2 separate regions of the Homo sapiens genome follow, and region 2 is linked to region 1. The links are chromatin loops, found by intact Hi-C in ENCODE. Cell type or tissue: heart right ventricle. All regions are shown on one strand. Each heading gives the region's core, and the rest is flanking DNA. Links, peaks and the distances in the headings are about the cores only. Region 1 overlaps AKAP13 (A-kinase anchoring protein 13). Region 2 overlaps AKAP13 (A-kinase anchoring protein 13).

Region 1 (7,782 bases), core at 1,420-6,419:
AGTGTTTTTCTCTATTTTTGTCTCATTTTTTGAGAGTAGTTAAGGATATTATGCTATAGTTGTGTTCAGGGTCCAAGTTTTACAAGATTGGCCCTGTTCACAGATTTAGCTGACACTTCCCCCATGTAGCCTCCTAGAACCTTCTACTTAAACGTGTACCACTTACTACTGTGTTTTGGGTCCTTAAACTGTTTGGGGCTTTTTCTAAAAGTGTAATTAAAACCACCCAAGAGTGAGACTTTCTGCCAAGTAAAGGTTAAATGAGGTTGGTCACAGTTTGAATATTCATAGGAAGGAAAGATCTCCACACATCATAGTTTAATTTCTATATTTAGAGAAATAATTTTTGAACCCCTGGATGTTTTCCCCAGGACACAATTTTGAATTCTGTAGACCTACTGTACACCCTAACCCCAAGCATAAGCAATTTAGTCTTTTTAGAGTAATTATTGTAAAATCTCGATTTAACAGAATTGCAGATCAGAATTATGCTACTGAGCTTCAGACCTGAGATTTTGATTTTAGGCATAGTGTTTTTGTGAATCCCAGGTACTTTGTTTTGCAGGTTTCTGTATTTTACTTTATACACACTTCCTCAAGAGAGCAATAGCATTAGACCAAATAAGATATTGTCTTTTGGCCGGGCGAGGTGGCTCACGCCTGTAATCCCAACACTTGGGGAGGCCGAGGCGGGCAGATCACGAGATCAGGAGTTCAAGACCAGCCTGGCCAGTATGGTGAAACTCCCATCTCTACTAAAAATACAAAAATTAGCCGGGTGTGGTGGCACGCCTCTGTAGTCCCAGATACTCGGGAGACTGAGGCAGAAGAATCACTTGAACCTGGGAGGCGGAGGTTGCAGTGAGCCAAGATCATGCCACTGCACTCCAGCCTGGGCGACGGAGCAAGACTCCATCTCAAATAAATAAATAAATAAATAAATAAATAAATAAATAAATAAATAAATAAATAAATAAATAACGGAGTCTCGCTCTGTCGCCCAGGCTGGAATGCAGTGGCACAATCTCGGCTCACTGCAAGCTCCGCCTCCCAGGTTCACACCATTCTCCTGCCTCAGCCTTCTGAGTAGCTGGGACTACAGGTGCCTGCCACCACACCCGGCTAATTTTTTTGTATTTTCAGTAGAGATGGGGTTTCACCATATTAGCCAGGATGGTCTCAATCTCCTGACCTTGTGATCCATCCCCCTCATCCTTCCAAAGTGCTTACAAAGGGATTACAGGCATGAGCCACCGTGCCTGGCCAAGATACTGTCTTTTAAAATCACTTTGTATACTCTTCAATAATGGATAAATTACAAGATAGAATTATGATTAGTGTGACATAACAGAGCCCACCGGATTTCAGCAGTGTGTTTTCCTGCCCTTCCCCAACAACAGTTTGTTGGCATATATGTTGTTTTAAACCTAAATGACTAGATAACACCTTTTAAAAAGTTTGTATTATGTTAGCTTCTGAAAAGCTAATAGCTCAGTACACAAAAATTACAGACAGATTTACATATGGGTCATAAAATGGGACTGGCCCTACCTGTGTCCACCTTTAAGGTACTGTCATCTGGATACTTACTGAATCATACATTAAAGGTTAATGAAGCCTTAACTTCATTAGACACATATATCACACACCTGCTATGTGCTGGAAACCAGAGTTCTGGTTACTGTATGTATAAATTATTCCTGTCACTATGACTCCTTTAGGGAAGTACTAATCATCTCTTGTCACTGTTATGGAAATGGCAACTGAGAGGGGTGAAATTACTTCTTGCCTGGAATTTTTCTTCTATTAAGTAGTCAGACCTAGATTTAAGCCTGATCAGTCTAACTAAAAAACCAGAGCTCTTTACTCTTGTTTACACTTAGATATGCCGCTCCCCTTTATTCAGTAGGAAGGGGACAAATAGGAAGAAAGAAAAGATTTTATTAATTTTGAAAACTTACCAATTCATGTGACACAGGGTGTGGATTAGCTCTGCCTTTAGGGATTCCCCCCACCTCCCCCCGCCCCATGGCGTTAGGGGGTTATAATGGTTTACGGTCCCTCTCTCTCCATCTTAGCCCTTCTTTCTGTACTTTTCCCTCTTTCCCTCCTCAACAGTCAGCTTTATCTCACAGAGCAGACTCTCGTCCCAAACTTGGTTTGTTATCCCTTGTGGTGCTGGCTTGAATTTATTTTCTGGGTGAGGTATTCCTCCCAGGGCTGAATCTGGATCTTCCCCATGAATTTTCCATTCGAATATCGTGAGCTAGTTTGTTTTCCAGTCTGGAATTTGGACGTGGTCTGTTAGAGGGCCAGCTGGACAGCGAGCAGCTCAGCGTAGTTGCTGTGACAGCCCTTTCTTTTCTTGGCCAGCCCCCATATTTTTCCCTCAACCATGGAAAGGCATTTTTTTATTTTTTCAAGCAGGGAAAGGAGAAGGAATAGATCACACCCACCAACTCCTCCTAGGTTACTACATACTCTAGGAAACGTGAAAAAAAAAAAACCTCCAGAATACCCATAGTTTCCAGTCTGTTAAAGGCAGGGCTGTTCCCATTGAACTAACACACTCCAAAATAGTTTGAACCAAGACTGAAACAGACTAAGGTGATTTTTTTTTTAAATGAAAGATTTTCAGATTCATCCATGAGCCCTCTCTCACTTCCTATGGCATTTTTTTTTTTTGTAATTCTTTGTTGAAATTGTCTTCTAATATGTTCATTTCTGCTACAAGACAGTAAACTGCTTCCCCCCCAACACTAAACATTTCTTTTTATTTGGTTACTCCCCAGTATTTAGCCAGATGCTTAACTAGTAGAAAAAGTAATTTTATTGGCAGGGGATTTATGACCTATACCAATGCAATGCAATGCAGCCTTGACCCTTGCTCTAAGCTACCAGCGCAAATAATTCAGTGATTATCACTAATTACTTAACTGTTAATTAGAAGAACTATTTCTTCCCACTTTCAACACACAGAGACAACATAATTACCATCCAGGCATAAAATCTAATAATCAAAGGAGACGTTGGAAGTTATGTAGTCCAACCCTCACTTCCCTCTCTGTGCAGATACCTTTTCTGTAATATCTTGACATAGTCATTCTGTGTTCCAAAACCCTTCTGGTAAAGTGATAGTCATTACTTTATAGGCCACCCAACCTATTGCTAAGAAGCCCCGTTTTAGTGAAGCTCTGTAGCTCACACTCACTGGTCTTTGCCCCTGGAACAGTACAGAGGGAATCTGTGACAGTCTTTAGGCACATTTTCTTCAAGCTCCTCGGCAAGCTGTATGTATCTCAGACGGTTTGACTGTCGTGACCCCATTACTACGTACACATTTTTGTTTATCAGTGTTCTACTTGAGATGTTATTTAGGAACAAGTACAGTCCCGAGGGTGTGGTCTGGATGGCACATAGCGACAGGACTGTCCCCGTTTTGGATGCCCGTGTACTATTTACTAATAGAGACTAAAACTATTAGTGTTTCTTTGGTTTTGTCATCACCTTGTACTGTCAGTTCCTTTTGAATTTGCTTCCCCCAAAACCTCCAAGTAGAGTTCTCTTTAACTCCTAGATAGCCAGGTTTCTTGCCCTGTCCCTCATCATTTAGTGTCACCTACAAATTTGATAAAGCATGCCTACCTGGTTGTCCAAATAACACATTAACTTGCTTACAAAAACAGAGATGCATGACTTTTATCTTCTTTTTTTTTTTTTTTGGAAATGAAGTTGCTCTCTGTCACCTAGGCTGGAGTGCAATGGCGTGATCTTGGCTCACTGGGCTCACTGCAGTCTCCGCTTCCCGGGTTCAAGCGATTCTTCTGCCTCAGCCTCCCAAGTAGCTGGGATTACAGGCACCTGCCACCATGCCTGGCTAATTTTTTGTATTTTTAGTAGAGACGGGGTTTCACCATGTTGACCAGGCTGTTCTCGAACTCTGGCCGCAGGTGATCCGCCTGCCTCAGCCTCCCAAAGTGCTGGGATTACAGGCTTGAGCCACCATGCCCGGCCATGACTTTTATCCTTAAAACTTCTTAGGGCCAGGCCCAGTGGCTCACACCTGTAATCCCAGCACTTTGGGAGGCTGAGGCAGGTGGATCACATGGTCAGGAGATGGAGATCATCCTGGCTAACACGGTGAAACCTCATCTCTACTAAAAATACAAAAAAAAAAAAAAAAAAAAAAATTAGCCAGGCATGGTGGCACGTGCCTGTAGTCCCAGCTACTCAAGAGGCTGAAGCAGGAGAATCGCTTGAACCCAGGAGGCGGAAGTTGCAAAAACTTATTGAAGGAAGCTCATATCCACTCAGTAATGGACTTGGGTTCTTGGTTTCACCATCCACAAATCTCTTTAACCGTGTTGGTACCCAGTCACATGTCACTTTTGTTTACAAAGTTAATAGCCTGGGCAACATGCCAAAACCCCATCTTTACAAAAAATAAACTGGACTTGGTGGCGTGTGCCTGCATTCTCAGCTACTTGGGAGGCTAAGGTGTGAGGATTGCTTGAGCCCAGGAGGTGGAGGTTGAAGTGAGCTGAGATCATGTCACCGTAGTACAGCCTGAGCAACAGAACGAGAACTTGTCTCAAAATAAACAACACAAAACAGAAAAGCAAAGTTAATAAGAGAGAATACCTTGCTTATTTCAAGCTACTAAGTTTTTAGGCTTCCTCAATGTACAAAGGTAGTATTTCTGTCACAGACCCCTCCCTCTAGCTTGCCAGGGTCCCTGTTCTAGTTATTGAACCGAAAACATTCTAAATGATAAATTTTTCCACTTTGGCATATTATGCCCCCAATTTAAGAGCTATTTATGGTAAGAAAAGTTAAATTATATTTCTGTTATTACTCAGTAGAACCTATAAGTTTAAAACAAACCCCATCACATAGTTGCTAGTAAAAGACTTTGGATTTTGAAGACAAAAGAAAAAAAATGCCCTCACTACCATGAGGAAAGCATTACCATTCAGGTATCTAAATAGAAGTAGAATATGCTTCTAAATCATCCTTTTATCTTTCTGTACCTAATATAAACGTGGCAGATGCATGATTGTCCTGTAGGAGCTATTTCAACCTAGAATTGGAGTAGCAGAGCTACTAATTTGACTGTGTCCTTTTATAGCTTCTTAATTTTGAAAAAAAGAAATAAGGAGGGAAGGAAGAGAAAAGAGTGAGAGAGAGATTTAAAAGACTGGTTGCTGGGGTGAAAAGGAAGTGGTTCTTTTTGTTTTTTGGTTTTTTTGTTTTTTTTTTTTCAATATTGGTGAATAAATTCTCTTTTTCAGAATGTGAGAACTTCCTGGATGTTGGACTGGGCAGAGAGTGTACCTCAAAACAAGGTGTACTTAAAAGAGAATCTGGGAGTGATTCTGACCTCTTTCACTCACCCAGTGATGACATGGACAGCATCATCTTCCCAAAGGTACTGTGTGGACCTTCCTTTCATTTTTGTCACACGGCTTTTGTGTTCCTATTTGGGCTTCCCAAACTCTTTTCCAACTTTTTCCCCCTCTTGTGCTCTCCTGTTTCCCTAAATATGTAACTCCTGCTAGTAAGTTGTGATCCAGCTAGCCTTGTAGGGCCTCACTCACTCTGAGAGGCATGTAAATGTTCTTTGGAGAAGGAAGCGCCAGATTACCAGGGTTTAGAAAAAGGCACTGGGCTGGGCATGGTGGCTCACGCCTGTAATCCCAACACTTTGGGAGGCTGAGGTGGGCGGACCCCTTGAGGTCAGGAGTTCGAGACCAGCCTGGCCAACATGGTGAAACCCCATCTCTACTAAAAATATAAAAATTAGCTGGACGTGCTCACTTGAACCCAGGAGGTGGAGGTTGCAGTGAGTCAAGTTCGCGCCACTAAACTCTAGCCTGGGTGGCAGAGCGAGACTCTGTCTCCAAAAACAAAAAAAAGGGAAAGAAAAAAGCATTGGCCAAAGTTATTTAATGTGAAATTGTGGCCAGTTAAATACAGATTTTGAAGCTCACTTGGGAGTCAGAAGAAATGGAAGTTCCTTTAGAATTAATTAAGTCAGATGACAGTGAACACTTCTCAGTGGGCAGCAAGGACCGCAGCTCAGACTATATGATGTCATATTTATAAACCAGCTGTAGAGTCATTTCTGGTTAATGTGTTTAGGCCTGAAGCTTCCTGCTGAGTGTGGTCATATCACTCATCCTCATCTAGCCTGCCTAATTGGAACTTTCTAGATCTCTGCAATAGAGCCCTTCCACATGAATCAGCTCACATTTGCATATAATTGGAGGCTGCCTAAGGGAGGTGGGGAATGGGGGTAGTTTGCTTTCTTTTGCTTATATTTGTTTCTAGTGGCAGCAAGTTCTGTTTTGCTCACCTGAGAAGAATAGAGGGCTTTCCCCACAGCAGAGATGGCAAATGCTACTCAATTATATGCCACAAGTGGTTTTCTTAATGGTAAGGAGGTGAAGAGGCGGAAACACTGTTGCATCTACCAACACGGTTCCTTCTAGTTTTATAATGAGCTCGGAGAAGTGGTGAGAGCAGTTGTGTTAGTGGGTGATTAGGTTGTCCAAGATGGTGAATGATGCTGTGTAGAAGTTACAAGAATAGGCCGGGTGTGGTGGCTCATGCATGTAATCCCAGCACTTTGGGAGGCCAAGGCGGGTAGATCACTTGAGGTCAGGAGTTCGAGACCAGCCTGGAAATGGTGAAAACCCGTCTCTACTAAAAATACAAAAAAATTAGCTGGGCATGGTGGCGCGTGCCTGTAACCTCAGCTACTCTGGAGGCTGAAGCAGGAGAATTGCTTGAACCCAGGAGGTGAAGGCTGAAGTGAGCTGAGATCACACCACTGCACTGCAGCCTGGGCAACAGGAGTGAAACTCCATCTCAAAAGTAAAAATAAAATAAAATAGAAGTTACAAGAAAAGAGACCTAAAGATTTGGGAATCAGGAGCATATCAGTGCCTCTGTGAATGTACCCTGTGTGCCTTCCTTTCATTTTTGGCCTTCCCTGACTTTTTTTTTTTTGAACTCATTGTCTTCCCAAGGTCTTTGGAAAGACTTATTTAATATGATGCAAACTTAAGGATTTCTATCATTGTCACTCATAGTGACTTGACAAAAAATTCTATGAAGTAAAAACTCCACATTTAGGACCGGGCGCAATGGCTCACGCCTGTAATCCCAGTACTTTGGGAGGCTGAGGCGGGCTGATCATGAGGTCAGGAGATCGAGACCATCCTGGCTAACACGGTGAAACCCCATCTCTACTAAAAATAGTGGTGGCGGGCACCTGTAGTCCCAGCTACTCGGGAGGCTGAGGCAGGAGAATGGCGTGAACCCGGGAGGCGGAGCTTGCAGTGAGCCGAGATTGTGCCACTGCACTCCAGCCTGGGCGACAGAGCGAGACTCCATCTCAAAAAAACAAAAAACAAAACAAAAAAAACTCCACATTTAGAAGATCTGCCTTTCTCTTTACTTAGGAAAAGAGAAATCAATAGTTTTATGTTATTTTATTTTTTTTTTAATAATATCAGAATTTAGGTAATTTCCACTGCGACTTTCGAGGTTTTAATTGTAAGGAATTCTGTTCCCCGCAAGGGGAATACCATTCTGAAGATATGTGTCGCTAAAAACATACTGAGATAAACAGATTAGATAGTATCTCTAAGTTCCAGCTTTAAAATGGGATCATTGATAATCATTGAAACTAGGTCATGGATATACAGAGATTTGTTAAACATTTATATATGTTTGAAAATTTTAACGTAAAAAGTTTTTTAAAAATGGAAGTGTCTT
Region 2 (7,782 bases), core at 1,014-6,013, 50 kb before region 1:
GAACATGTTATAAAAGCTTCAGGAATAGTTTCTTACATTAATTTGAAATTGAAAGACATGGAACTTGTTTTGCTTCTGAGACCGTTACAATTTGAAAGAACCTTAAAGATTTTCTGAAGTCCAGCACCTTTGCTTTATAAGAGAAGAAATGGATTCAGGATAGTTAAATGACTTACCTTGTTTCACAGCTAGTTAACTGTCAGCTGGACTAGAACCCAATTTCTATGTGAATAATTTTTCCCATTATACTATTTCCTGAAGAATCATCTGAGGGTACACTTGGGAAGTCCCATCCACTTGGTTTAGGATGGGTTTTTGCGTTTTAAACAAGCATCCCTGAATGATACTTAATGCATGCTAAAATTCTAAAGCCATTGCATTATACTTTCATGCTTTTGGTAATAGTTGGAGAAACTCCTTTAGCCATTTTAAGATGTAAGCTGATATACTTTAAGTCTCATGTTCTTACTATAATCTGTTTAGCTGCAACTAAATACCACTAAGATGATGTTTCTCCAAAATGCTTGCTTTTGGTGCAGAAATTAGGAAGATTTTTTAGACCTGCCTTTTATTTCCTAAAGAATGATATGATATTGAGCCAGATGCTGGAGGCAAGCAGGAGATGACATTGAATACTTAAGTTCAGAAAAAGTTCAGAAAAGAGGGCCGTCTGACACCATTCGCCTTCATAGTATGTCCCAGTACTGCAAACCAATATCGTATGTTGTAGGGATCTTTTCTCTTCAAGATATGGCCAAGTTCATTAGGAAGGACCTTCTCTCCCTGGGGCATCTGTTCATTGAAGTATCTCAATAATAGTTCCTTTTCTGAATGCTCTTTGCATAAGCTTATTAGCCGTATGGAACAGTTAATTCTACAAACCAGTATATATTGTCAGGGCTCCTATGGTCCTAACAGTCAAACACTCAAGAACAACTATGTTCAAGGACAACTGTAAAATCCCATGTGTTGAGTATTAGGCTACTGGGAAAATCTACTCTTTATTTAACATACCTTCCTCAATCAAGAAAGCATTTAAAATCAGAACCATGATCTTTTTTTTTTTTTTTTTTTTTGGCAATTATACAGCCAAACATCAAATTAACTGAATTTCCATTCTTAGTTATTTTTACAACAGTATTCATGTTTTTTTCTTCAGGACTGTAGTAAGGGCATTGTTGGTCTTAGAATATTGCCTGTTAATATCTTCCTGAACTATGTCCTTTTATTATATTTAATGGAACACTCTGTTTTCTTTCTGTTGTCTAAAGGGGGCGAACTTGTATTTCCATCCCTAGTCTAGGAATTTGGTTGAAAGCTTTTGTATTGTGTGGCTGTTCACAGACTTCATGCTCAGCTGCCGTGGGAAAATATGACAGCCTCTAGGCTATTTGGTGACTAATCCAACAACTTATAATGCTGATATTCAAAATGGCTTGTACGTCCCACCCTGTTATTTAATAGTTGTCAGTTTTTAAAAAGGTCCTTTAAAAATGTTTCTGCCATCATATTCACATAGTTTTGTGGTGTGTGTGTCACCTAGGGAAAGGCAAATTGCCCACTTTCTGAGTTGCCAGAAAGTCTTATCTGCATACATTTTTGGCATGTAAGAGAGGCAGGCTCTCCTTAAATTATCCCATATAGGTCCAAAGCTAGAGCTAGCATCAACCACACAAAATTTAATTCTCAGTTTTTTTCATGTAGATTTTTTGGAGACTCTCTGTATCTCCTCTGAAATGGAGAGTTTCCAGGAAATTATCAGCGGCTCCTAATACAAATTTTTAATACAATTGTGGAAAAGAAGTACCTCAGAGAACCCCAGACCATAAAGTCACAAGTGGCAAAACTATAAACTTAGTGTAAAACTACCCATAGATAATGTATGTAAAGGTATAATTTAATGATCTAGTTGTACATTTTTAAGTGACCTTAAGCAAGTTATTTAATTTCTCTGATCTGTGTTTTCTCCTTTGTGTAATGGTTAATCTCTAGTTTCTTCCAGCTCTTAATTTTTGACCAGTGTGTGATTATGAAATGATTAGAATAATTTAAAAAATACTGTAATCCCAGCACTTCGGGAGGCTGAGGCAGGTGGATCACATGAGGCCAGGAGTTCGAGACCAGCCTGGCCAACATGGCAAAACCCCATCTCTACTAAAAATGCAAAAAAATTAGCAGGGCGTGGTGGTGCGCCCCTGTAATCCCAGCTACTTGGGAGGCTGAGGCATGAGAATTGCTTGAACCTGGGAGGTGGAGGTTGCAGTGAGCCAAGATTGCACCACTGCCCTCCAGCCTGGAAGGCAGAATGAGACTCTATCTCAAAACAAAAACAAAAAAACAAAAAAACAGAAAACCAAAAACAAAACTGAGGATATCTTACATTTGGACCAAAAGGACAATCATGAGGGATTTTTTTTTTCTTTTTTAAATTTGAGACAGGGTCTTGCTATGTTGCAGATCTTGAACTCCTGGGCACAAGTGATCCTCCTGCCTTGGCCTCCCAAGGTGCAGGATTACAGGTGTGAGCCACCATGTGGGAATTTTTTTTTTTTTTTTTAAATCACACATTCTTTAACCCAATCCTTAACTAATCACTTTTGTCTTAAATGTTTTCCAAGGTGTTTTGTTCTGGGATATTAAAATCAATTATATTAGAATCTGCTTTTTTCTTTCATAGAACTGCTGAATCATAGGTCATATGTGCATTTTAGAGGGGATGTGTGTCTCATGCCACCCCCTCTTGAGTGAAAATAACTGTATCTGAGTCTTACCACTCTTTCTGTCTACTACTTACACTCATTTCTCTTTTGTTCATTCGTATTATATTGACAGCCAATGATAATAGCTAAGTATAAGGGAAAGATTATGGAGCCCAGTGAATTAGGGTTTTAACCTAGTTTTGCCAACTACCAGCTGAATAATTTTGATTCATTTATTTAGAGGCTGTTTCCTCATTTGTAAATTTGGGATATTGATGCCTGTTACAAAGGTTGTTTGTATTAACTAGAGTTAGGAAATTCTAGCCTATAATAGGCATTTTAAATGCAATAGATATAATTCTAATCTCATTTTAAAGTAACTCAGAATTATTAGGCCCATCTTAAGACAGTATGAATGAGTGATTTTAGATAATGATTTTTAAATGGTCTTGGAAGAAGCTATCAGTTATATCAGGCCACAGTGGTACTCATTTAACTTTCCATGTCACTTTATGTTTACTGCAAGGGTGTACTAATTTATTCAGTACTCAGTTCAACAAATGTTCATTGAACTCTGTGCTAGGCCTCAGATATGCTGAAATGAAAGTAGATGAGTCTCTGCATTCAAAGGCTCATATTCTAGTAGGAAAGGCAATTATTAAACCAGTAAATCAGACATATTCTCAAGTGTTAAAATACAGGTAAACATATAGGTGCTTGTGAAAAGATAACTTTCAGTGAAATGGACGCTAAATTCTCCTTTCTAAGGAAGTTTTTAAAGAATATTATATTATTTTTACACTGTGGGAATGAAGATATATGCATTATGTATCAGAAATATAGGCTTGGGCGTAGCCATTATTTCTACCAGTAAATTTGGAAGGGCTACCAATAGGTGATCTCTTAGAAAAAACTATGTATTGCTTGTAGTTCTAAGTTCTGTGTTGCTTACTGATATAAATATGACTTAGAGCTGCTTGTTTTTGCCTGTAAAAGAGAAAGTTTCCATAGTAGAAAATTAAAAGAGAGATGTCATTTGATCTTTGAGAAAGGCCTAGGTCCACCTCAGGGATCTACCTGGGTACCTACAATTTAGGCAGTTTTAGATATTCCATATTAGGTTTTGATTGTGGATTTTAACAAGAGTCTAGTGATATGTCGCTAGTTGACCACCAGAAGAGTAAATGTGTACACTATTTACGGAGTTGTCCACTATATATGGAGTTGTCTACTTTATCCAGAAAAAGTTTCAGGGTCACCAATTTCAGATGTTTCTAGTCTCCTAGGCTGCTCAATTTTGTGATATTAGCCTGTGGCTTTAATTTCATTCATTTATTCATTTAGTAAACATTAAATGATTATTTTTCCCTGGACAAATTATTGCATCAAATTTGGAGGGTTTTTTTTGTTTTTGTTTTTGTTTTGTAGAGATAGGGTCTCACTTTGTTGCCCAGGTTGGAGTGCAGTGGCGTGATCATAGCTCACTGCAGCCTCAACTTCCTGGGCTCAAGTGATACTCCCACCTCAGCCTCCAGAATAGCTGAGACCACAGGTGCGAGCCACCACACCTAGCTAATTTTTAAATTTTTGTAGAGACACGGTCTCCACAATGTTGCCCAGGCTGGTCTCAAACTCCTGGACTCAGTGACCCTCCCACCTCAGCCTCCCAAAGTGCTGGGAATACAGGCATGAGCCACTGCACCCTGCCAAATACCAGATAATTTTTGAAAGTTAGGTATCCTTTTTGCCCTCAGCATACCTAGAATCTAGTTAAATTTAAAAAAGCAAACATATACAGATATAATCACAATACATGAATGCAGTATATGAGACATGTTATCAGATACCATTAATGTGCTATAGGAGATCAGAGAGAGGAATACTTCTTGAAAAGTGCCTGTCTGAAACGTAATGGTGTTTCCTTGGTGAGACCCATGTTGTACCACAGGTGGTATCAATAGTCTATTGGCAAGAACAGGGATAGCTTCAGGGAGCCATTGATATGCTTTCCAGCCTTGTAGTTATTTTTTTACTTTCACAATACGCTCAGCCCTTCGAAGATCATAGAATTGCCTAAGGATTGCCAGAGACACATCAGTTTGCAAGGTAACTGATCTGGCAGTAATCCAGGTTAAAAAAAGAAATTTCATTAGGACTGAAAAACATAAAATTTACCACAGAATATGAAAAATGGAAGTATTCAGTAGTATATGAACCATGTGGAAATTGAAACAAGTAGTATTTCTGTTTAAATATTTCCATTCAGCCATTGAAAGTGTGTGTTCTCCCTTCCTGCCTCTTTCATTTCATACAGTGATGTAGACATTTTGCTTCCATTCTGAGGACACCCAAAACCCTATCACTGCTGTGGACCTGAGCAACTGGGACAGTGTCTTAAGTGTACATATGAAGTCTTCAAAGAAAGTTAGTTGATGGTGAAAATGCCTTTCATAAAGTTCAGGGCAGAGAATACTCTTATGAGCACATTTAAAATATCTAAGTTTAAACCTAACTCAGAAGTCAGAGTAAGCCAAAATGTTTATTGTATTGATCTTCTTTTTCTGTAGTTGGCATTTGCTCCTGACTGAGTCATTAGTATTCATATATATATTTAAGAGTTTTGAAAGCATAGTTGCTGGGTGTAGTGACTCACAACTATAATCCTGGCACTTTGGGAGATCGAAGCAGGTGTATTGCTTGAGCCTAGGAGTTCGCAACCAGCCTGGGCAAAACCCTGTCTCTACCAAAACTACAAAAATTAGCCAGGCGTGGTGGCATGCTCCTTGGGAGGCTGAGGTGGGAGGATCATCTGAGCCTGGGGAGGTGGAGGCTGCGGTGACCCATGATTATGCCACTGCACCCTAGTCTGGGCAACAGAATGAGACCCTGTCTCAAAATAAAATAAAAAACCTAGTCACTCTGGGGTTGGAATTTGGGGTTATGGAGGTATAAAAACGAGTCAGACTTTTCACATGTGATTTCAGTGTTTGTACTGAAGATGGTTGCAAAAGATTTCTCTAACAGTTTGAACTAATTATAATAGGAATAATTGGGGTAAATTGTATAGCTTCACAGTTGGCCTTTATGGTTAAATACGTATTTGAAAGGATAAATTTGGCTTGGCGCTTTCATTTATGTGAGATACGTGTGTATGTGTATGTTTCTTTTACTGTGTAGAGTATGAAGTACCTTGGGAGTGGCACATCTGGGAAGTTTTTGCTGAACCCCTTCTCTGAGGCAGAAAAAAAACATGGTGGAGAGGCTAAGTAGTTAAAAATTATGAATTATTTTATTGCTTGGAATCCCCTTGAAGAAAGATAGATTAGTAGAAAAACATACTTGAACTGGAGATGTCCTGTTCCCTTTTGATTTATGTAAAAACAGCATGTGATCAAAAAATTTGTAATGGAACCATTTAGAGGTCTTTTCTATTTATACTCCAGATTCTATAACTATGGGAATCCAAAATCTTCCAAAAATAATTGTTCTCATTATAGAATATTAGTTTAGGGAGGAATTTTAGTGAGCATGAGGCTTGTGCCCTTTAATTTGCAAGAAAGGAACTGGAGTCCCCAAAGAGCTAGCATGCTCAAAGGGCCTGCCATCATTTGTGATGCCCAGGAGCCTCTCCTTGCCCACCTCTGTCTTAGACATCACCTGTCACTGAAGTAAGCTCCTCAGTGTCACATGGTAAGCCAGAGGCACACTGGAAACCTCTCCAGTGTTTCTGCTGGAGATTCTTAAATAGGAAATTCTTAAATAGGACCATCTTTACTGGTCAGTGACTTTCCTCTACTTTATGAAATCCTTTAATCCTTACTCCCCATACATTAAGAAAAATTATGGGAAGGATACAGCTGAATGTGTACGCTTGATCCCTTTGTTGTGGTTGATGAGCTGTGTGCATCTGCTGCACTGGTGACTCTGCAGTACTTCCTTTTAGCAAATTGCCTTCTGATACAGATACTTGGAGGCTTGTGGCTGGGCCATGGGCAGATCACGGTATAGGGTGATCTGGGTAGACTGAGGATTCCCACTTCCTGTTGCCTTCTCCTTTCCTGAGCATGGCATCTTTATTTTTGGGTGTGCTTGTTGTGTGTTACCTTCCTTGAAATTTAGTGAAAATTGTTACCTACCAACCCAGTAAGCCTGCATGAATCACTGTGAAATCCAGGTTTGTGTAATTCCAGCGTTTTCTGACAGCAGATGAATGATGTGAAAAATGGAAGAGCCTTCTGCTTGTCATGTTCTTCCTTAGGGTAAGATCCTGGTCGCTCTGGGAAAAGCAGAATTGTAAGATCCCCTTTCCAATATTCTTTATCTTTTGGTTTCTATGAAAATAATAACTCAAGGAAAATGTCGTATGTTCAGTTTTATTTTTGACATCATTAATTTCTTTCTTTGTCATTCTTCCTCCTTGTTTTGCTACCAAAAATTTGTTGTGTTTATTTTTTCCCTTGAATCAAGGGGCCTGAAGACAATGGGTTGGTTTGGACTCCCCCTGCCATGCTGGGCTAGAGAAGAACCAAGGGGTACCACCTCAGCCACCCACAGGCCTCTTGCAATTGGGCCTAGGCCTGGTCCATTCTGGAGAGGATGCATGATGAGAAGCATCAGAGCCTGTGTAGTGTGCAGTCTCTACTTTGTGGGCAACAGGACATTTTCTCTAAGAGGCTCAGGAATTTTTTCTCTCATTCCACCCCGTGAAAGCCAGAAACTGTGGGAAGCCACAGACTGACTTGTCAGCGGGAGAGGCATGGAAAAAACATATGTCCATGCACGAATCCCTTACTTTAAACATTTGTAGCAAAGATTCCAACGGTAAATTATGCTGTTGGAACATAGTCCCTTCTTCCAGGAGATGTTACTCTTGTGCATTTCCAAAGCAAAATTGAGCCTTTAATCTGCAAATATGTACTATTTTGTATGCTGAACGTTGTAATAGAAACCAGGGATGCCATGGTGGGTAAAATAAGACAGATTTCATCCCTCAAGAAGCTCTATTGGGAGAAACAAAGAAATGAACCAGGAGTTGACACCTGGGTCGTGGGAACTCAGAGAAGGAATTTTCCATTGTTTAGGC

Evidence for each region. A loop is a pair of places that touch in the nucleus more often than their neighbours do. Peaks named below come from ENCODE experiments on the same cell type or tissue, not always from the same donor. Only the 100,000 strongest peaks of a DNase experiment are listed, where the experiment ranks them.
Region 2: a loop joins it to region 1, with 6 times the contacts of the local background. A loop is called at or near these places in 6 of 110 quality-filtered maps.

What each region holds. Positions count from the first base shown.
Region 1 is chr15:85,640,527-85,648,308 of GRCh38, forward strand. It overlaps AKAP13 (A-kinase anchoring protein 13), which reads left to right. Exons shown (of 37, transcript NM_007200.5): 10 at 5,292-5,428. Among named protein-coding and RNA genes, the nearest start is that of LINC02883, 110 kb to the right of the region's middle. In heart right ventricle, for the core only: no CTCF peak of the experiment used is centred there; a DNase peak (open chromatin) is centred at 2,315; H3K4me3 peaks cover 569 bases; H3K27ac peaks cover 4,424 bases.
Region 2 is chr15:85,590,992-85,598,773 of GRCh38, forward strand. All of the region lies in intron 8 of AKAP13 (A-kinase anchoring protein 13), which reads left to right. Among named protein-coding and RNA genes, the nearest start is that of LINC02883, 160 kb to the right of the region's middle. In heart right ventricle, for the core only: a CTCF peak has its summit at 1,266; no DNase peak of the experiment used is centred there; H3K27ac peaks cover 2,791 bases.